Linked DNA regions of Homo sapiens: region 2 is linked to region 1. The links are chromatin loops, found by intact Hi-C in ENCODE. Cell type or tissue: IMR-90. All regions are shown on one strand. Links, peaks and the distances in the headings refer to the core of each region. The heading gives the core; the rest is flanking DNA. Region 1 overlaps LINC01794 (long intergenic non-protein coding RNA 1794). Region 2 overlaps SLC8A1 (solute carrier family 8 member A1).

Region 1 (11,968 bases), core at 1,254-9,253:
TAACACTACAAAGTATTTCATACCGATGGTATTCTTCTGATGACTAAATAGCATATTTCCTAATCTCTACACAAAACGAAATTCTATAATTTAACTTTTTGGTCAAAAAGATGAACTTTGAAACATTTTAAATTTTGAAATTTTATAAAACATTTAAAAGTAGATGAGTATCTGAATATCAATTAAGCCACGTAGCCCTTGGTAGTTTCTTATTCACAGTAACGATTTCATAGGTAAGAGTGCCTGTTATCACTAATTAATATCAAATATTAAAAACTATGTAATTCCCACCTTTAAGGATACTTTAATATATTGTGATTATTAATTTAGATGAACTTTATGAAAAACATTTCGATTAAAATGTCTCTCATTAACAGAGAATACAGAGGATTTCTCTTCTGAACATATGACATTTTTTTTTCCAAATTGCATAAAATTCAAAAGCTCCTTTTTAATGCAAAGATAGAATTGAATGACTACTTTTGGTATTTGTTTGGTTGTGTGTGCTTTGCTTCCAGAAAAATAATTGAACTCTTTTTTTTTTTTTTTGGTCTAAAGAATCAGCATTAAATCTTGCTTACCCATTTGTACATTCATTTAGTAAGCAAATAAACTACATTAATAGAGTGAGACTTATAACAGCAGAATTTTTTGGAAGATCTTGATAGTACTATTAGCCTATTGAGTCAATGATTTTGGCCACTATGACAGTCAACTTCACTCTTTCAATAGCCACAATTGATATAATTTGCCATATATGCTTCAAAATGTTTTATTGGAGGTCTGGATCCTGAATAACGTTTTATACTAAATACTTGTTTTTTTTTTTTTTTTTTTTTTTAGTGACTTAGAAAACAGTTTGATACTATTAAGGAAGCCATAACTGAATTATATTAAAGCTGGAAGCACAACACTATCAAACACTGAAACACACAAAATGATTCTTTGTTTTATCCCAAGGTATTAGTGATAAAAAGATCATAGTTCTCAAACACAGATTTATTTCCTTCCTCCCTCCCTCTCTCTGTCTCTTTTTTCTTTCTTGTTCTTTCTTCTTCCTTCCTTCCTCCCTTCCTCCCTCTTTCTTTCCTTTCCTTTCCTTTCCTTTTTTCTTTTCTCCTTTTCTTTCTTTCTTTTTTCTTTCTTTCTTTCCTTTCTTTCTTTCTTTCTTTCTTTCTTTTTTCTTTCTTTCTTTCCTTTCTTTCTTTCTCTCTCTTTCTTCCCCCTCCCTCCCTTTCTTTCCTTCCTTGCTTCCCTCCCTCCCCCACTCCCTCCCTCCCTCCCTCCCTTCATTCCTTCCTTCCTTCCCTGCCTCTCTCAGTCTGTCACCCATGCTGGACTGCAGTGGTGCAATCTCGGCTCAAGTGATCCCCATTCTTCAGCCTCCCGAGTAGCTGGGATTACAGGTATGCACCACCATGCCCAGCTAATTTTTTGTGCTTGTAGTAGACATGGGGCTTTGGCATGTTGGCCAGGCTTGTCTCAAACTCCTGACCTAAAGTGATCAACCTGCCTTGGCCTCCCAGAGTGCTGGCATTTTGGGCATGAGCCAGCATGCCAGGCCAGCATTATTTTTCTTTTGCATATCTCAGTTTGATTTTTTTGTTAATGTAAATATGAAACTTTTATTTCATATTTTCCTGACAAAGTAATACAAGCTCATTTGGAAATTTTTGAAAATGCATCACACGTTATAATGAAGATATAAAAATCACCAATAAGTTCATCAATCAGTTTAAAAAGTTAACTTGTTAGTGCATTTTTCTATAAATATTTAGATCATATTGTAGGCACTATTATGTATATTACTTTTTTGTTAAATACTATATCAGATTCACTTCCATTACATAAAGAATGTAGCGAGACATATTTTCCAAATAGCTGTGTAATATCCTATCATGCACGTTACCATGTTTCATTTAACTGTTTGATTTTTAAGACTCTTCTTTACATCACAAGCATTGCTTTTGTTTAAAATTTGATGGTTCCATATCTTATCATCATAGCCTCTGTTACTGTAATAAATAGGTATAGATTTATCTAGAATAATACTCACAGAATGATCAAAGTATAGAAAGTTGATTTTAAGAGAAAAGTTAATGAAATTTCCAAGAAAAGACTGAGTATTGTAATACAAAATTTAAGTACTGAGTATAAAGTAGATTTTATTCTAAAGTTGACTATCCCTTTCTTGAACATCAAAGCTTGATGAAAAATATTACTTGAAATAAATCCTGACTTATTTTGATTAGGCAAAGGAGTTACTGAATGTCTGGACTTCAGCGAATTAAGACACTGAGACTTTCTCGCTATTGAAGCTACCTTGAAACAATAAACACTAAATACCTAGTTGGTTTGCCAAAAGCATAAAATGTTACTTTTCGTATTTGATTTTCTTTCCCAAATCTATAATATAATCCAGAATTTGTACACATATTTTTTTCCTGATAATTAAACGTGTAGACAATGGGAATATAAGAGTTTCCAAATCCATTCAATCATTTTATGAACTTTTTCTACCTTCTTTGTGCTCCTGGGAAAAAAATCAACACATACATTTTAAAAACATATTTGATAACTGAAACTAGTTAACCTAAACCCAAAGAAGGCCTACCCTTCTACCATGTCCAAATTAAAACTAAAATTATTAACAGTTTGTTTCTTTACATCCATGAGAATTTGCTTCAATTATTTCTTTTCATGCCAGTTTCCTTTTCAAACCCTTCCTTAGACTTTCATTATATGTTTTCTAGTTACAAAGTCCGGAAAAGATATGCATAGAGATTGGTGTATCCAGGAACAGAAAACCAAACACTGCATGTTCTCATAGGTGGGAGTTGAACCAATGAGAACACACAGACACAGGGAGGGGAACATCACACACTGATGCCTGTTGGGGGATGGAGGTCTGGAGGAGTAGTAGCATTAGGAGAAATACCTAATGTAGATGACTAGTTGATAGGTGCAGCAAACCACCATGGCACATGTATACCTATGTAACAAACCTGCACGTTCTGCACATGTGTCCCAGAACTTTATATATATATATAATGTATGCGTGTGTGTGTATAGAAATTGGTATATCATGATGCTTGCTTAAATACTCCAGTTTTTTACTCTATTTGGTCAGCATAGATCTCATAAGATTTTTCCTTTGATAAAGTTTTGTATTACAGAAGTTGTGAGCACATAATCTTTTCTTCCCATAGCTTGCTCACATTGGTGGATGTGGTAGTTCTTCAATCTAGTTGCCACATTTCCTGCAGATACTAGGCACGCTAATTATGTCTCATAAATACAGGTTAAGCTAATCAAGTACTGTCTTGCTGTGTCTTTGTCTCTGTCTCTGTGAACACATTACATTGCTTCTTTGTACCCTTGCCAGCAAAAAAGAGAAATAATATCTATAACCTTCTCCCCTCAAGAGTATTGTACTTGTTAATAAGTATGCAGAACTTTCAGAGAAAGATACAGTGCTTAGAGCTCTGTGGAAAAAACACTTGTATATAAATGTAATATGTCATTTTTATAACATCTCCTAGCAGCCTAATGAAATGAACACAGGCACTCCACCAACACATTTCTTACTTGGGCTACATCCAACTCACCAAACACAATTAGGAAGTGAAATTCTTCTTGTTACTGTAAACCGTAACAGCCCAAAACTCCGTTTAATGTAGGCTCATTTTGGATTCTGTCCAGTGAGATATTGAAAGTACTAGAAGATCTTCATTATAATATGAATCTATATGGATGATTTTTTATCACAAGTTTCCAATGTGTTGTTTATGGCTTCAAACAGAAAATGATTTGTGTTTCTGTTTTGGTTTTAGTTTTAGCTATTGCTATTTCTAAAACAAATTAAAATTTACTTTTTGAAGTATTTGACACATATCAATGATTGGATCTAAGTTTCATACATTTTCTCTTTCTCTTCTAAAAATGTTACCCCCTTTGCAATCTTATTTCTCTTCTTTCAATTTCAAACTTGTGAAACCGTAGTTGTCAGCTTTTACTTTTATTCTCTTTCCTCCCACTCTTAGTTTAAAAAGTGATATACCCTTGTTTTGCCCTCTTGAATTTACTGATTCAATTTTTCTGGAATAGTATTTAATTATTCCAATAACATTAGAAATAAGTCCAGAATTTTAAAATTTTAGTTTGTTTGTTTTCCTAGCCTCACTCTCCTTATGTCTTAGATGCATTTTATGGTATTGATTTTGATATGCTTCTCATACTTTACCTTCCAATTCATTTAATCCTTTCCAATTAGGTCTCATTGTCTATCTTTACCTCTCCTATTTTCTGTTAAATACTGGCATTGTGATAACATCTTCACATTCTACTACTCCTGTCTAAATTAGGGCTAAAGTTATTTATAGGCCATGTCTCTACATCCTTGAGAATTTGCCTTAAACATTCCTTTTATAATGGCAGTTCTCTGTTCAAAACTTTTTCTGAACTTCATTATATCTTCTTATTTACAAATTCCAGCTGAGTACATGGTTTATAGCAGCCACTCAAGAAATGTTTGTTGGCTAGTCTGAATGCAGTGGTGTTTAAAATCTCACAGACACACACACAAACACACACACACACGTGTTAAATAGATTAATACTTGTTTGATTCTGAAGCATTTACCATTTCCATTTCTATGTATTACTTGTTCCATTTAGTATCCAAAATTTTATACCAATGACGTGATACGCTAGAGGACTACATTCTAAGTCTCTTTTATGGATAGCACTTAAGTATTTTTCTTTTCTCCAATTAAGTTGGAGCCTGGTTCAGGGGTGTGATAACTGGCTACAGACTACTGCATCAACTGCTACTCCAAATGTGTCCATGCAAGGCACCACTGCATCTGCTCCTGGCTCTCTGCTGTCCTCCAGTGGTTACATGTTATATTCCCCCACCCAGAATGTTACAAATAAGAGAATAGAGCCCATACGAAGATCTGAAATGTTCTGTCCCCACTGTCTCCACAAACTGGATTAGCATTGGCTAAGCTAAGTAGTAAGAAGAACCAATGTGGCCTATCATTAAAAGACAAGATCCAGATCAAGGTACCCGTGGAATCTCATTACTGTTCCTTTCATTGCTATTCAAGGCAAGCTGCCTAGAGATCACAATCTACATATCATCCCCTGGTCTTTTAGCACATATGCCACTCAGTGCGTTTCAAGACTTCAATCAGCCTAACCAAATTATATGTTGTGAAAAAGGTATTATTTCACTGAAATTACCAGCGGCTTAGTACATTAATATTTCCCCTAAAAAGGGGGAGTCAGTAAACCTGTAGTGTCGAGGATGGCAGGAGCAGGAAGGAAAACTCATGGAGCCAGTACTTACTTGGGATTCAGCAAAATTGTCTCAAAATCCCTTAAACTGTTACACTTGTAAAATTCTGGCCCATTAGGAGACATGGCCTTAATTAAAAGGTTTAAATTTTAACCTACGCACAGTCATGGAAATAGTAAGAACCTCCCACCTCCCAGATCTCCTTTTGTTCTAGCACACATATATGACATGTAAAAAAAAAATTAAATTCTGAAGTTTCCCTTCCAAATGAAAAATGACAATTCTTAATCCTCTATAATTCAGTTATTGCAAAACTAACTTTAATTTACTTTATTTGGTTTGTAAACTGTGAATTTTATGCAAAGAGATAGAATTAGTGGAATGATTACTATAACACATTTACTTATAAACATTTAAGCAACTATACATTTCCTTAAATCTGTGGTCATGAGGAGCTTGACCTAGTGAGACATAGTAACGTTCTTGAGTTACTAGACTTTTTCCTATTGAGTTGTAAGAGTTCTTTATATGTTCTGGATATAACGCTTTATATATTTTTATATATATAATAGTTTTCCCATTCTATTGCAGACTTGTTAATATGACTTTTATAGGAGAAAAAATTTTAATTTTGATAATAATCATTTTATCGAAGTTTCTTTTATGTTTTGTTCTTAGGTGCCCTTAGAAATCTTTGCCTATACAAGGCTGCAAATATTTCCTTCTAGAAAATTTTTAATGTTTTACAGGTACTATATGATCCATTGCAAATTAATTATAGAATGTGGTGTGAGGTAAGGGTCAATATTGAAATCTTGTGCTTCCTGTACATGGAACATGGATCTGCATTTTATTTCTTCTGTTTTTTAATCTGGATGCATTTTATTTTATTTTACTTATTTAGTTTTACCCTACAAATTTAAATCTGCAGCACACTGTGCACTAGAACTGGAGATAGTTGATATCGTGACTTGTTCATCACCTCAGAGGAACATACTATTTCCAAATTAAGCATGATGCCAGATATATGATTTATGGATGCCCTTTTATAGTTTAAGGAAGTTTGCTTCTCATTTTGATTTCCTTCTCTTCTTATTTTTGAGTTTTATGGATGGCATTTTTTGAGTTTGAGGAAGTTTCCTTCTCTTACTATTTTGATGTCCTTCTTTCCTTTTTTTGTTGTTAGTAGTAGATGTTGAATTTTCTCCCTGAGAGGACTCCCGAGTAACTCTCTTCCATACATATTTCCACATCAGATCCTGGTTCCTTGGAAATTTAACCCAAGAGATCTAGTTTCTTTCATTGCCCCATAAGACATTATATACTTTAAGAAACTTTAGAAAGAAGTAAATATTACACTAGACAGGAAGAGAAAATGTGAAGCTTGCACTTTCTGTCCATCAAAGCACATAAGATGAAAGAAATCAGAGATATGGGACTCTGTATCTGAAATGCCTCTTTCCAAACTGTGTTCTTAGAGTAGGAAAGCTTATTGAATAGGTTTAGAGAGAAAGCTGAAATCAAGGATAGTTTATCCTTGTCCACCATTTGGCCACCTGGGAAGAAATGGTCGTGCACACTGTCATGTGCCAATACGGAGATGACAGAGAAAGAGCAGAGAAAGAATAAATGAACACGGGAAGGCATTCCTAAGCTGTACTGTAGCCATATACCCTTACAGGAACCCACAGATTCCTACATTTTCTAGAAGAGAGTATAAAAAAGTAGCTGAACATCTAGTAGCTATCACTGTGGGAGCAAAGGATCTTGAATATTAAGGGCTACTGAGAAGGTTCATTTATCCTGCAGTCATGATTCAGGAAAAGTTCCTTGGGCCTCAGTGAGAATAAGTCATCGAGGGAAAGCTATAGGATTGTGGCTAGGCCAGGAGGACAGAACTCATTAATGCATACTAGTAGGATGCTTGTGGATATGAACAGACTATCCTCATCTTAGGGTATACCAGCCTCCACACAGCCAGTGGAGAGCCACCCAAGGACCAGCATGAGACAAAGATAACCACTAACCCCAATCTCATGGTGACATCCATGCCATCTTATTCCAAGATGTCGTCTTAAAAAGGAAAAGTGTGGGTAAAACAGCCTTAATAGGACTTGGAAATTTAAACTGTCAATTATACTTTCAGAATAGGAATTGTTGGAAATCAAAAGAAACTTAAAAATGAAAGGATAAGATATAATTAGAGAAAAAGTTAAAATTTGATTCATTACTATATGTCAATGAGGTACAGAAGTGAAGCAGATATATTTTCTCTCCATATTGAAGTGGTAACTTAAATTCTTAACTCTACAATACTGCTAGTAAGCGGTAAAGATTCAAAGTGGGCCCGATTCTATGACTTATTCACCGAAATACTAGTTCTACTGAGTTCACTTTAAGGCATAATTGAATGTCAGTAAAATATTACTGGTTATTATGAAGTCTCAGATAAACCAGAAATTAAATCTCATCATCACTGATATACTAACTACATATATAGAAAGCACGTTACAACTCCAGAAACAGATGCATACATATGCACATATATACATATGTGTGTGGGCATGTGTTTATATACATATGGAGTTTCTAGGCCTAACACATTGATAATTGAAGGTAGTTTAGGTTTCAGCAACCAGGCCATGTCTCATGGAATGGAGATATTAAATCATGGAGGAAACTGTCATAAATTATCAGTAAGGGACTATATAAAACTTGATGTCTCCTGGAGAAAACTTGTGTCTGGCTAAAATTTAATCTCTTCTTTTAATGTCCTCAAATGGTCTCAACAGATTCCTTTCTGAGGGAAATATAGCCAAAGGTAACCATGTTAGGAAATAGTGATCTGGTTATGTGTCTAATTTTACCATTCTGGGAAACCTTCCCACAGTTGCAAATTTCTTACCTGAAAATTTAACATGGGCACTGCATCGGTCTGTTCTCTCGCTGCTAATAAAGACATACCCAAGGCTAGGTAATTTATAAAGGAAAGAGGTCTAATTGATTCACAGTCCCACATGGCAGGGATGGCCTCACAATTATGGTGGAAGAGCAAGGGATGTCTTACAAGAGAGCTTGTGCGGGGGAACTTTAATTTATAACGCATCAGATCATGTAAGACTTATTCACTACCACGAGAACAGTATGGGGAAACTACCCCCATAACTCACTTATCTCTACCTGGCCCGGCTCTTGACATGTGGGGATTATTACACTTCAAGGTGAGATTTGGTTGGGGACACAGCCAAACCATATTAGGTACTCTAATAGGTGGTTGGAAATAGCTGGTAAAAATAATCCCAAATCTGCTTTGCAAAGGTAACAGAAACTTTAAACAATATTTTAAGTATGGATATTGGTGTCTGTGTGTGTGCGTGTGTGTGTGTGTGTGTGTGTTTAAAAGTTTATATTGGACAATAGCAAACTACCTTGGAGAAAAGTTGATTTTGGAACATAAAAATCTCTTCATCACAAAGAGCAAATTCTAAATATATATCACATGGAATAATCAGGAAAAGTACTATGGGAATATTTTAGCTCTCTAGAAGGAAATACTAATCCAGATGTCTTTATTAATTGTACTTTAGGGCAACTTTGGTTCTTTTCAGAAGGTGCGTGATCTGGATGGCTGAAGTTGCTGATTTTGGGGGGTAATCTACAAGGAAAAGGTGATGAAAATACCAGAAACAGTCTGTATCCTACTATGTGGCTAACATATGAGGAAGTCTCAACATGCAAACTTTGGCAGATAAAATCTTAGGCCATGGACAAGACCATGTCCCTTTGTGAAGACAATGCCCACAGCAAAATATTTTTCATTAAATCAAGGAAATGGATACTAGTGAACTAAGATTTTATATATAACTAATAATAAATACCAATTATTTTTGCAAGCATATCTCATCACTGAAATATACATCTGTATTTCAATGTATTATCCTAATATTGATTTCCCTGGGGGAATCAAGAAAAGGATTATCTATTTAAAGAGAAGGGAATATCAAGCCTGTTATTGCCACAATGTGGAAGAATCAACAAAATAACTGTTTTCAAATTTCCAGATATTAATTTTGTCATCATGTATACAAACTTATTTACCAAACATGCTTCATTCTACATTTCTTTCTTGACAGGTTTTACAATCTTTGTTATTCTGTTTTCAAACAAAAAATGTAAAATGCCATTTCTATCTTTATCACTAAAGCTTCCCATCAACACGTTTATCTCTTTTCACCCACATATCTGATTGTATTTTGAATGTAAAATAAAAACAGGCTTTAAAATGAAAAGGCTTTTATAAAATAAAAATTTGCTGTAGAAGAGAAAAAAAATGTAAGAAACTCAGATTTCCACTGAATTTCCAAGGGCCTGTGGGGGCCTAGTAGTGAAAGAGTGATATTTTATAAGTGAGTAAGTATGAATGTTCTCATAGGTTTTGTGTAAAGATGATATACTTGTATTAATGAATGTTCTGTAACAGGGATATTCTTTTGGTTAGTGGTCCTTTTGAAGATGTCAAGATGAGATTGTGTGTCATCCAGATCACATGACATATATCATTCCTCTCAGTCCTTGAATTATAATAGTTATAAGGCAAAAACAACACTTGACCTTTTGGGTTCCCTGATATGTTTACAAAATAATTTGAGTTTTCAAGTGTAATATGATTTAAATATGTGTGCTAATGCTTCACCAATGATTAGGAGTATCTGCTATATGCAATATGTGATTTGTCCTTACTTATATTATCAATAATTATGACCTTTTAATTTCTCCACTCTTTTAAGTATAAAACTTAGGTGCAGTTGACAATGTTTTTGAAAAAAATTGGGTCTTAATATTTCCCAACAGAATTACGTTTTAAAATACAAACGCCTCATTTTATACATGGGTGTAATATTTCAAAGATGGTCTAGTAGAAATTTAACCTCATTTAAAGCACAGACTGAATAGGATGGTTGGAGACTTTATTATTGCTGTAACTCAATGCAGTTTAAATGCTACAAAATTAAGTGATATTGCAACAAAGTAAGAATTGTAAAGGCAGCCAAACTCTCTTAATCTTTAAGTCTTTTAGGGAATATGTAAGAGCTAATGTAAATAGGGGCACTGTGCATAGATGGATATAGAGCAGATTTCAGCAGAGAAAGCATCTTCATGTCAAAGTAAGTACAAGGGATGAAAGGGACTAGTCAACCAACATTCTAGTTGTAATTTTTTCTCACCACTACTTTTCTCTTGTCTTATTCATAATTGCCCTTCATTGATCTTGCTGACACCACTGATTATTATTAGCTGCTTTAATATATGTAGTGCAGGTCTCAGTGACTAATACAAATTGTGAAGTCCTAAATTAGGGAGAAGTAGTTGGGCTGGTGGGACAAAGGGAAAGCAAAATGAGAAAGCAGATAAGTTTTAAGTCTGCCTTTCTACATAGTCCAGAACACATAGTCTTCTTGTGCCCAGTTATCACAAGACCCTCAGCTGATGGAAAAATGCAAGTTAGCTCACTGCAACCTTGGTGTTATCAGTACTGCATAGAGCCCTCTTTAGCACAAAGCAGAAGCACCATCCTATAAAATCTCCAGCAAGCCTTTGTGTCCTTGCAGTCAGCTCCTCTCTTGCTGACTTGCCCATTGCTTCCTTGCAATGTATTTTCATACTGTCTCTAATGAAACTGCCTTTCTTTACCTACAACTGTCTTTGTAAATTCATTTTACTGCTCATACAATACTGGCCTCAGTTGCAACCTGCAACACAAATATCAAAAAAGGAGGATGCTACCTGGCAGCATTATGCAAGAGAATGGAGACTCACAAATATGTGTAGGAGTATGTGTGTAAGTGTAAGAATATGAGTTACCAAAGATGGCCAAAGGTACCTGAGAGCAACCAGTGTGACTGTTGGAGAAAGAGGAAAATTGAGAAAAATCAGGATTCCATGGGTAGGTTAACTAGTGAATGAGAATATGGAAATGAAAATACAGGAAAAAGAGAAGCGTGTAGCTTACTAGTTGATGGAAACAAAGGTACAAAACATGTAGGATAGTGGGTTTTAAACATTTTGATTATTATGTTAACAATTAGGACTAACACCTCAATGGAACACTGAGTTCCCATAGCACTGTTTGAAAACATCTTAGTGTATGTCTATACATTTAGTAAATGTCTGAAGAACCTCCATGTGATATGGTAAACACTGGTGACACAGAACGTTAATTCCTATGTATGAGATTAGGCTACCAACTTATTGATGAGAACAAATAATTATTGTGTCAGAAAGTATATCAGTAATATTTGTAGTCGATAAATTTATATTAGTAATAAAAGTTAAATGTTGATAGGAAAATAATCACTTTTAATGTTATATATACATATAATTTAGATATATGTATGTTTAACTGGCAACTACTCAACTATAATTTTAATTACTATTTTATGTCAGAACCTTAGAGCTTAATATATGCAGAGATTTGTTTCTAGATAATAAGTTTGTTTTCATTTATCTTTATCCCTTTATCCATTTCTCTCATGACCAACTGAAAAGGCACTCTCTCACCAAGTGAGTGGTTGGAGCAAGACAGTGTCTCGAGATTGAAACAGAACACGATGGAGCTGGAAGTTATAGTTCTGAGATCATCAGGAATCAGAGTCAAATCATTAACTAG
Region 2 (11,968 bases), core at 2,292-10,291, 550 kb before region 1:
CCTCAACTTCTAGAATCAAAAGATGTCACTTCATCATCTTGGAACATTTATTTTAATCTGTCCTGAATGTAATTATTTGATCAAGCTATTGTCACAAAATCCTATTAACTCAAAGAGTGATTGCATTATTCACTCCTTACTCATTTCTTGATTTCAGTGCTTATTAAATGAAAGTTTTCAGGCAGCCAAAATGAAGGATAACCTTAAGGATTCTTCCTTCTTTTTAATTTTAGGAATTGTATACTGTAGTTTATCATAACAACATATCTAGGCTGCAGAAATTCAGGGAAGGCCTGAAGGTTTTAATAAAAATTAAAAACAAGACCCATCAAATGATCCAAACACTTCCTTTGCTTATCTTAAAACACAAGAATCAGAACCAGCAGAATGAGCTTTAGGCCTGGGAACAAAATGTCAGAGATAAAATTGGTATACTATTTTCACCCCTACGATCTACATGGTTGAGGGGGTTTGAAGGAAGTGAAGAATCAGATATGTTTCTGAACCAGGACTCAAAAACAAGTTTTATAATTGCAATATCTTCTTAAGAGCTCGGCGAAAATGGTTTTCATTTTCTTCTTAGATTCTTTTAAGAGGTGCCACATTGTAAATGATCATAATGGCACAAAATGTGAATTCATGTGGAAAAAACAGGCATTAATGATTCTGAATACAGAAAAGCTGGATTCTGAAGGGAAGAAGTCTTAACTAATTTACTTCAAAGTATTTTCCTTATGATGTATGAAAAAGAATGATAAGATAAAAATCTATTTAATTAAGACCAAAAACATCTCTGTAGGTTTAAAATAAAATTTGTACGTGGTAAGAAAGCATTGTGTCATGGTTACTTATGGGCATTTTTTCTTGGTTAGTGATACATAAAATAATGGTATATACAATCAATGCTGTCTTAGGTTCAATTAAAGATGATGTGACTCCTACATCTACTTTATTTCCTAGGGCCTTTTTTTCCAAGTGATATGTTCCATCCACTGGGAGCAATTTTCAGCTGGCCAGACACCTTCCCATTATCCCCGAAGCAGTGTGATTTTATCCTTTTACATGAACAATGCCCTTAGGGAGAATGACAAAGATACTGGCTTTCTGAATGGCAATATATTGGATGGTCTTATCTATAACTTTCTCATTTTTCCTATACAAATGTTGGGTTCTATTTCTTGAATAAGTTCTACAGAACTCATGATTACAGTTTCATAAAAAAAAAGTGATCCAAGGTATAATAAAATATTTTTTTAACCTTGGGTTTTCAATATAACTACTCGAAATGACTTTAAATGCTACACAAAATATATTTTTATATTAAACAAATCCACATTAAGAAGATGAAAATAATATAAAATGATTGCTTAAAAAATATGGGCATAATGTCCCCATATTACAGATTCTGGCTCCAAGTTTCTAAGTCATATAATGGGAATCATGTCTTCTGGAATATTTGGTTTAACGGTGTGTAGTGCCAGGGCTAGAAAATGTGTTAAGTTGGTGAAACAACTACCCTTTCCCTTTTTTTAGTATTTCTAGAGTGTTACCCTTTGGGGCTCCCACCAGTTTGGAACCTGTTTTACTTAGAGTGTTTTCTAAAATAAGGCACCAAAATATGTGCTAGGGCTGCACATATTCAAAGTATGCTGCAGCTCTGGGAAGTTGGGCAGATTGAAGTAACCTTAGGGTCCGTGAACCAGACCTCCTTCACAGCCACAGCACTGCAAGAGCTTCCTCTCTTCTTGTAAACCAAGCTATCAAAGATAACTGTTACATACATGTATATTCACCTCTGACACCTACAGCCAAGGAATGAGATGAGAACATGAAGGAAGAAGTTAGGCGCAGGAAAAATAAAGGGTGTTAGTAGTGTCCAGCTTGTAGAAAGAACTCAAATTATGCCTCAGTCCAGTGAGCACTGAAGAAAATTCCTCAAGTTTCTCTCTGGGCCTCTTGCTTTCTAGTTCCAGCTCTCTTTCCATAGTCAAGGTTCCAAAGGCCCACCTCCTCTCCTCATCAAATGCTTTTTGCAAAAACAGATCTAAAATCTCAGATATACACATGACAGATAACTGCTTGAATTTCTCTTAGGAATCACTAGGTACTTCTAAATCACTGGAGAGTCAATCTGAAGTCAGATGCATACTCCCTGAATATTAGTCTTTCAGGTATCACTGGGCAGGAAGGGGAGGGAATGGAGAGAGATTCTGGGCCATGTGTGTAAGAGGGAGGGCAGCTTGTCTGAGAATCCAACAGGAACTCCCTTTTTTCTAGGCATCGTCCAGAGATTTTGGTTACAATACTTGGAGGTAAAATTATATAGAGGGTAATGGTTTTCTCTTTGGCACATCAATCAACTCTGCTCTATGATCCTATAAACAGGAAAGAGTTGCCAAATTTGGGCACCAGAGGAATCCTTGGGGCTCTCAGCAGTCTCCTCTTCTTACCACAATGCAAAGCAAACAAGAGTTGAAATGAGAAACCAGAGGGCAATTAGTGTCCTTTTTTTCCTTCTCCTCTCATGTATCCATTTAGGCTTTAATGCACTTTAAAGAATTCAGAACACTGAGCACCAATAAATGCTTACTTTTCAAGGGAAAAGAATCCAAGAATGTCAAATTTGGAGGCCTTTGAGATGGTTTAGTCCAGATGTCAGACATCATTCATTTAGTAATTATTTACAAATTCAGTAATTATTTACAAATACCAATTATATGCCAGACACTGTTCTGAGAACTAGCTACAGATCAGTGAAACAAAAGAAGAAAAAAAAAATCCTTGTCCTGTCCTTGAGATGAGACAGGTGCATGTAATATATAATAATTAAAGTATTTAGTATGCTAGATGTGCTATGGAAAGAGTACAGGAAAGCTAGGGAGATGAGGAGTAATGAGGTGAGAGATGGCAGTTGAAATCTGAAATAGGATCATCAAGGTAGGCCTTTCTGAGAATGTGACATTTGAGAAAAGAGTGTGAGGAAATGAGCAAGTTAGCCATCTGGATTATTTGAAGGGGAGGCAGGGGCAAAGACAGTCCAGACAGTACACATATGTGCTAAGACAGGAGCGCCTCACCTGTGTAAGGTTTAAGGACATTTCTATGGCTGGAGAAAAATGATCCTGGAGGAAAGGTGAGAGTTAAGAGTAGAGTGAGGGGAAGTGGTTGGTGGGGCCAGATCACATGGGCCATGTAGACTCTTGAAAGGACTTCTGAGGGAAATAGGGAGCCACTGGAGGATTTTGAGCAGAGAAGGGATATAACTTGACTTATACTTTACAGGATCACTCTAGCTACTCTGTGGAGAACAGATTGTAGAGATAAGGGTGCTACCAGGGAGGCTACTGTGGTTCCCGGCAAAGGATGATGGTGCCTCAGGACAGGATAGTAACACTTAGGAAGACAGAGTATAGAGTGATAGACGCTGGCCCATGGGTAGATGTGGTCATGGGAGTCTGCGGAGAGTCTCTTCTGATTGCTTCTATTTTCTCAGGGAGACAGGAAGCAAAGCAAGATCATCAGCTGACAGTAAGACACAGGAGGGGAGGCACTGGACATCTGAATGGGGAGAAGAAGGCTTGACTGAAGTAGCTAAGACAGTGGCAGAGGAAATGGACTAGGGAAATACAGATTGACTTATGACATCATCAAGTGCCTACTACTTAATATTGCCTCTGTATCCACAGCTCTCAAATCTCCAGGCAGCCTCTATTGATTGATCTGAGTTGGCAGATGAGTTGGCAGGTGAGAGAATGTATATTTGCTAGTTCTAATCTAATCTAATTCTGCTTTAGTAAACTGAGGCCTAGACAGTGCCTTTTAAACATCTATCTATCTTTGGGGAGGGTTTAAATTATGAATTACCAATCAGCTATGGCTCCAGTAAGGAAAACATATACAGTACCTATTTAAATATCATGTAGCAAGAGGGCCTGACAACTAATGCTCTTGGGAATTGATGCTATAAGAGAAGGGTATGAAGAGCTGCAGATGAGTGCCTGAAACAAGAGCTTTATTAACACAGCAGGAAGAAGATACCTGCTGGCTGGATTTTCACTGAACTCATAGCTCTTTGCATTTGGGCTCAAGGTCTTAATCTTCTACAAGTAGTGACTTCAGTTTCTAAAGGTTTCAAGGGGATCATCCAGTGCTTGTCTTTTGAATAGACTGGCATGACTTTTAAACAGGACCCAACCAAATCACATTTGATTTCAAGAAATTGAAGGGATAATTAAGAAAGTGTTAGTCACTACTGAATGTAGTGTATATGCTTTCTTCGGAATTTTAAGGGGGGAGAAAGGCCCATTAAGTCATCTTAAAAGGGCTCTTGCTGTAAAATGAAAGGTGGAGAAGGGGTAAATCTGAAATGCAAATGAATTTCCTGTTTCACCAGAAATTCAGTATTATCTAATGAATGCTGAGTAATTGAAGCACTTATTGTCATTTCTGCACCCACACTGGGAAATGGTTTCTGACCTTTAGATTCCCTACTCTTCTGAATTGCTTCTCATCAGCTCTCTCTTTATTCTCACTCCCACTCAGTTTACTTCTTGGAAGGCCTGTTGACCTTTACCTTTTTGTCATGTACAGAATACAGAATGGTTATGTATATAAGGTATCATTAACATCATAAGGCTACATGCAATTATAAAAGAAGATGAGGGATAACTTACACAGGACATAGTCCTTGCTAGATTTTATCAAGACCCTCATTTTCTAGTGGTATATCACCTTTGGAAAAGCCAGGCCATTCTGAAGTAGGTCTTTGTCTTTCCAGTCTAGAAATAATTGTTATGTCAAGTTCAGTGATAAAATGAATGGCTGCCATTGGCTGAGGACCCACTGTGGGGCATGGAGCTAGTGGGCATCTCTCCAGTCATCTCACAACAACCTTGCTCATCTCTTCCTTTTAATTATTTTACTGTGCATACTCATGAGATCTGAAACTCATGTACGTTGGCACCTTTAACATAACTACACTAGTTCTTCCTATAAAGTTTTCTAATGATAGTGGAACTTTTAAATTCAGTTTAGTTTTTGACATTTTATTTGTCTTTTTGAGAAGCCAGTAGGACTTCAAAATGTTGGGCTTTTCCAATAGACAGCTAAAAATGTAGACCTGAAGTTTACAAAAATGATTAGAGCTAAAGGTATAGATGGGAAAGTCATCAATGCTGAAGTGATAGTCATTATGTGGAAATTTAGCAAAGGAAAGATACTTGGAGGCATGCTAAGTGGTTGAAAAAGGCATCTTGGAAGATTTTCATGTTTAGGTGGTGGGAAGAGAAACACAAGCCAGAAAAGAATCCCTCAGGGACAATGAGAAAAGCAGAGCAGCAGACCCTGTGAAGTTATGGAAGTGAAATGAATGGATCCTGAAGGTATTTCAAATGGTTTGGACTATCAGGGCCAAAAAAGAACTTCTGGAAATCTGGACTTGGACAAAATCAGTCATCCTTAAGGGGCTGGATTCAGCAAAGAGGTAGATGAAAAACCCAGGTTCTAGGGTCCTCTTTTATTTCATGGGAGTGATACAGAATCCGGATCACTTTAGAAATAAAGCAAAATAATTTTTCTGAAGATGTGAACAGTGAAGTGATGTGTCTGTCACACACTAAAAACATAAAAGATGATGCATGAATAAAATAGGGAACAGCATCACTAGTTAATGCCCACATAATATCATAATTCTATACCTAATCCAAATTTGATGAACAAAATATATTTAGAGCATAAATAAAACATTTTCAATTGTTCATAATATATTCTCCAATGCACTGTATTTGTCTTGGTTTGAAAAATCCATAAAGATTTTATGTAATTTAAATAAGCAATGAAGAGAGGAAGAGGAGGAAAAGGATTTCAATATGGCCCAGAGAGAGAGACAGAGAAAGAGACATAAATCCCAGTTAATCTAAGGGAAGACTTTTAAGTCATAGTTCCTCATTCTGGCGACTTATCTGTTACTTATTTCCAGGTGCTAAACAGAAGAGATGCAATATCTTTTTTTTTTTTTTTTTTCCTGAGACAAGTCTCGCTTTGTCGACAGGCTGGAATGCAGTGGTGCGATCTTGGCTCACTGCAACCTCTGCCTCCCGGGTTCAAGCGATTCTCCTGCCTCAGCCTCCCATGTAGCTGGGACTACAGGTGTATGCCACCATACCCAGCTAATTTTTGTATTTTTAGTAGAGACGGGGCTTCGCCATGTTGGCCAGGATGGTCTGTATCTCCTGACCTTGCAACGTGTCTGTGTGGTCCTCCCAAACTCCTGGGATTACAGATGTGAGCCACCATGCCTGGCCGAGATGCAATATCTTGAAGGCATCAGGGATCCTGTTGTTTCTCTTCAGATCTATAAATCTGCTGCCTTCTGAAGGCATTAGGAGCACCTCAAAGAAAGCAAGATGGAGCATTAACAAGTGAAGACTCTTCTTCTTTTCTTTTCTTTCTTCTTGCTTGCTCTTTTCTCTTTCTGCATCAACAATTTCAAATTCTTGGGCAGAGTATTGCTTGAACTCAGAGTTCCTGTTTGTGCAACAGTGCTGCCTTCTGCTATCAGCCACATGTAGACTTAGTTGAGGAGTCCTATGTGTAGATTCATAAATTTAGGGCAACAAAGCATGTGTGTGTAGGGGGGTTGGGCAAGAGAGCTAAGGCTAAGTCAGGGCCAGAAGTTGCCTGTAAGTAGCTCTGTAAAGCACCCATGTCTGATTTGTGGAGGTGACATCATCATTAGCTGCAGATCAATACTGACCAGAATTTAAGGTACTATGCCATAGCTTTAAGTCTTCATAATTTAAAGATGACTAAGTTGTCTCTTCTCTGTAGGTCTCTACTTTGAGTTAGATGACTTCAGAAATGATCACACATTTCATGTCAAATTTCCAGGCCTCAAATTCCTGTTCCCAGTGATATGAGTACCCACAGATAATTCACTGGTAAGATCACCGAGTGACCCAGGAATGAAACCTACCATTGAAGATGTTTATTTAGAGCTGTATCCACTGTCCACAGCCAAGGGAAATAGCCTTTTCTAGACTGGATATATTTGACCAGTAGATGGAGTAAGTGGATCCCAGAACCACCAACTAACCACCCAGAACCTGCTGATCAATGCTGTTGTCTTTCAATATTCTATCAAAAAGGGACAATGCCATCACCAGCAACTAAATCTTGAGCTTAAGGTGCATCTTCGGCAGGTGAATGTCATGTGTGACAGTTGCTCATGGATGAATGAATAACCGAAAGGGGCACCAGCAGTAGCAAAGTACTAAGATACTGAGGAAACTTGGGGTACTTAACCAAAGTCCCTTCATTTCTTCACAATTATGCTTAACACCAACCAGCCCAGCATCTGACAAACAATCCCAAGGACATTTTTTCCCCCGTCATCTCAAATATTTTTTCAAAAGTGATCATTTTACTCTGTGTTTTGGTAGAAGGGGCGAAGTCCACTTTGCAGCTGGTACAACAGAAACTAGAGCTGCATCAATTCTCTCACACTGCCAAGCCTTTCTTCTGGCAGAAGCGCTGGGGATATTACACTGGGGATAATTCATCAAGCTTGCTTTGGGTGTTCCAAATTTGCAAGCTGTGGCTAATTTCCAGAGACTTCAGGGCAATAATCTCTGCTTTCCTAAAAGAAAAACAGTAACCACACCACCTTTCAATTAAATGGGTCATGGAAAATGAATAGCCACAGATGATCACAGATATTCAGAAATCCTCAGAAAACCTAAGTGTGTAGCCAGTGGTAGAAATGATGACTGTGTGGCTGAAGAAGTCCCATTTGATGAGGGCTAGGAATCTGGCATCTGCGTCTGCCTCCACATTTGTTTCTCCCCATACATTTTCCATGTATGAATATGCACACACATGCACATGTGAAGCCTCACATGTTCAAGACCAAAACATATTGCTGGATATTAACAAAAGGAATTATAGCCTCTTCAGCTATGAATCAGGTGAAGTTTTCCTCACAGTCTCTGGAGTCTGCTTTGCCCACAGAAAAGCAGACTTCCTTCCCAGGTCAGTAAGCCATGCTGGAGAGTTGCCCTCAACCCCGCAACTCTCCCCAAATATATCTGCTGTCTTTTATGCTTTCCAGGCCCCGTGTTCAGAAGTTGTTTAGCAGATCATTTCTTTGTACACTATCTTTTTTTTTTTTTTTCCTCTTTTCTGAGATGGAGTCTTACACTGTCTCCTGGGCTGGAGTGCAATGGCGCAATCTTGGCTCACTGCAACCTCCGCCTCCTAGGTTCAAGTATTCTCCTGCCTCCGCCTCCCGAGTAGCTGGGATTACAGGTGCCCAACACCACACCTGGCTAATTTTTTTTTTTTGTATTTTTAGTAGACACGGGGTTTCGCCAGGCTGGTCTCGAACTCCTGACTTCCTGATCCGCCTGCCTTGGCCTCCCAAAGTGCTGGGATTACAGGCGTGAGCCACTGCATCCGGCCTGTTTGTTTGTATATTATCTTAACTCATATAATGGATCAGTATTTTTTTGAGAATTTCCAGGCCAACATTCAGAAGAATAACATATGGTAGGCATTTTAAGCAATTAATGGATAAAGGAAGGGATATTTGAGGGCTGTCTCATCCCAAACTACCTTAGTTTTTTACTCTGGATTTTCCTTTCTATGGATATGTCAATGATTTTACCGGATCAATTCTCATGGAGCAGTGGACTAGTTTGGGATGGTCCCTACTTTCAATTTCAGGAACACTGTAAAGTCAAACAGAACCTTATGAGTTTTATATTTGCTAGTTCTTTTTGTGCTATGTATTTATTATATGTGTAATTTAATAGTTTCAATTCTTTTCTCTGCTAAAGTATTTATGAGTTGTAGCACAGAGAAAGAGCTCAATATATGCTAATTATTATTATTAATATTATTATCTTTAGAGATAGGATCTTACTCTGTCTCAGGCTGGGGTGAAGTGGTGTGTTCATGGCTCACTGCAACCTTGAACTCCTGGACTCAAGCTATCTTCCTGCTTCAGCTTTCCTAGTAGCCGGGTCTAAAGGTACACACTGCTATGCCCAACTAATTTTTTAAAAAATGTTATGTAGAGGCCGGGCGCAGTGGCTCACGCCTGTAATCCCAGCACTTTGGGAGGCCGAGGCGGGTGGATCATGAGGTCAGGAGATCGAGACCATCCTGGCTAACAAGGTGAAACCCCGTCTCTACTAAAAATACAAAAAATTAGCCGGGCACGGTGGCGGGCGCCTGTAGTCCCAGCTACTCGGGAGGCTGAGGCAGGAGAATGGCGTGAACCCGGGAAGCGGAGCTTGCAGTGAGCCGAGATTGTGCCACTGCAGTCCGCAGTCCGGCCTGGGCGACAAAGCGAGACTCCGTCTCAAAAAAAAAAAAAAAAAAAAAAAAAAAAGTTATGTAAAGACAAGGTCTTGCTTTGTTGCCCAGGCTGGTCTTGAACTCCTGGCTTCAAGCAATCCTCCTGTATCAATGTAGTGTTGGCATTACAGGTCTGAGCCACTGTGCTTGGCCTATGTTAGCTACTATTATTATTATTACCTTATAATTGCTAAAGCCATCTACCTGAAAATCTATTCCAATCATTCCATAGTTCTCAGCTCCAAAACCAGTGGAGATTTGTTTTTTCATAATCCTACCAAACTCCTCTGCACTGGTGTCATATCTGACAAAATACCCAGAATTAATTGCCAATGGGTGATCATGGGTTGACATATAAGCCTTCCCAGTGTATGCTTTTTTTTTTTTACAATTTTTTAAAAATTTTACTTTAAACTCTGGGATACATGTGCAGAACGTGCAAGTTTGTTACATAGGTATACGTGTGCCATGGTGGTTTGCTGCACCTGTTGACCCATCCTCTAAGTTTCCTCCCCTCAACACCCACCCACCGACAGGCCCTGGTGTGTGGTGTTCCCCCTCCCTGTGTCCATGTGTTCTCAATGTTCAACTCCCCCTTATGAGTGAGAACATGTGGTGTTTGGTTTTCTGTTCCTGAGTTAGTTTGCTGAAGATGATGGCTTCCAGCTTCATCCATGTCCTTGCAAAGGACATGATCTCATTCTTTTCATGGTTGCAGAGTATTCCATGGTGTATATGTACCACATTTTCTTTATCTAGTCTATCATTGATGGGCATTTGTATTGGCTCCATGACTGCTATTGGAAATAGTACTTCAATAAACATACATGTGCATGTGTCTTTATAGTAGAATGATTTATATTCCTTTGAGTGTATACCCTGTAATGGGATTGCTTGATCAAATGGTATTTCTGATTCTAGATCCTTGAGGAATCGCCACACTGTCTTCCACAATGGCTGAACTAATTTAAATTCCCATCAACAGTGTAAATGCATTCCTATTTCTCCATTGTGTCGCCAGTCTCTATTGTTTCTTGACTTTTTAATAATTGCCACTCTGAATGGCATGAGATGGAATCTCACTGTGGTTTTGATTTGCATTTCTCTAATGACCAGTGATGTTGGGCTTCTTTTCATATTTTTGTTGGCTGCATGAATGTCTTCTTTAGGAAGTGTCTGTTCAGATCCTTCGCCCACTTTTTGATGGGGTTATTTTTTTCTTGTAAATTTGTTTACAATCTTTGTAGATTCTGGATATTAGATCTTTGTCAGATGGATGGATCGCAAAAATTTTCTCCCATTCTGTAGGTTGCCTGTTCACTCTGAGGATAGTTTCTTTTGCTATGCCGAAGCTTTTTAGTTTAATTGGATCCCATTTCTCAATTTTGACTTTTGTTGCCATTGCTTTTGGTGTTTTCGTCATGAAGTCTTTGCCCATGCCTAGATATTGCCTAGGTTTTCTTTTAGGGTTTTTATGGTTTGGGGTTTTACATTAAAGTCTTGAATCCATCTTGAGTTGATTTTTGTATAAGGTGTAAGGAAGTGGTCCAGTTTCAGTTTTCTGCATATGGCTAACCAGTTTTTCTACCACCATTTATTGAATAGGATATCATTTCCCCATTGCTTGTTTCTGTCAGGTTTGTCAAAGATCTGATGGTTGTAGATGTGTGGTGTTATTTCTGAGGTCTCTGTTTTGTTCCATTGGTTTATATATCTGTTTTGGTACCAGTACCATGCTGTTTTGATTACTGTAGGCTTGTAGTATAATTTGAAGTCAGGTGCATGTTATTTCTTGACCTGAATCTTTCCTTTGGGCTTCAGTTTTTATTAGGCTTTTCCTTTGTCCTGTATAGTTTCTTGGATGCTTCTCTTCTCTACACTCAAGGTTTTCTTTCTGTTGTTGTTGTGTAGGCAACACAATAGATGTCATCTTTTGGGAGGCTTCCTAATGCTGCTTTTGGTGTTCTTGTGAGCTCAGAGGATTCCTACTTTAGAGTGAACTGTAATGTCAACCTCTACCCTAGACAATGAGTAGGAACCATATTCAATAGAATAAGAAGGTGAGGCTTTGCTAAAATTATCCCATCTGTCAGTCTGTGAAACCAGTAGTTTGAAGATTGTAATCACAACATTGACACACATAATGTTAATTTCAAGCAGTTACATAACTTAATTGATAAGTCAATCTAAATCATACCTGCATGGCAACAGAACTAGGGTTAGAAAGTGAAAAATATTGTTAAGTAACCATATACTTCTCTTAGATTTGATCTGGCAGCAGACATTTCTGTATTCTGAGATAAAATAGCTGTGGTAAACAGATTGTGTGAAGGCATGCATTTGCATCCAGGCCTACAGGACCAATATTAAGAGAAAGGGAACAATTAATTTGTCTCAGTGGGGTAGTAAAGAGACACAGCCTTCAGAGTACTATGGGAGGTTATATTTCAACTTCTTACAGTTAGTTTGTAAATCTAACTGTAAGACTGGCATTGTTATTAATGAAAGTTTCAGCTAAGAATGAATTAGATCTAAGTTACACTTTATCAGTATTTATTCTTCCTGCTACCTATTAAGGGCACCTGAACTGCTAGGCTTACATAAAAATGTC

Evidence for each region. A loop is a pair of places that touch in the nucleus more often than their neighbours do. Peaks named below come from ENCODE experiments on the same cell type or tissue, not always from the same donor. Only the 100,000 strongest peaks of a DNase experiment are listed, where the experiment ranks them.
Region 2: a loop joins it to region 1, with 8 times the contacts of the local background. A loop is called at or near these places in 2 of 110 quality-filtered maps.

Annotation. Positions count from the first base shown.
Region 1 is chr2:40,755,369-40,767,336 of GRCh38, forward strand. It overlaps LINC01794 (long intergenic non-protein coding RNA 1794), which reads left to right. Exons shown (of 4, transcript NR_183396.1): 4 at 8,889-9,590. The region is part of intron 2 of LOC105374497 (a long non-coding RNA gene); the gene reads right to left. Among named protein-coding and RNA genes, the nearest start is that of LINC01794, 15 kb to the left of the region's middle. In IMR-90, for the core only: a CTCF peak has its summit at 4,889; a DNase peak (open chromatin) is centred at 4,873.
Region 2 is chr2:40,206,281-40,218,248 of GRCh38, forward strand. The region is part of intron 2 of SLC8A1 (solute carrier family 8 member A1); the gene reads right to left. All of the region lies in intron 3 of SLC8A1-AS1 (SLC8A1 antisense RNA 1), which reads left to right. Among named protein-coding and RNA genes, the nearest start is that of SLC8A1, 240 kb to the right of the region's middle. RefSeq lists an enhancer at 4,166-4,760. In IMR-90, for the core only: a CTCF peak has its summit at 7,048 (motif pointing right); a DNase peak (open chromatin) is centred at 6,961; H3K27ac peaks cover 161 bases.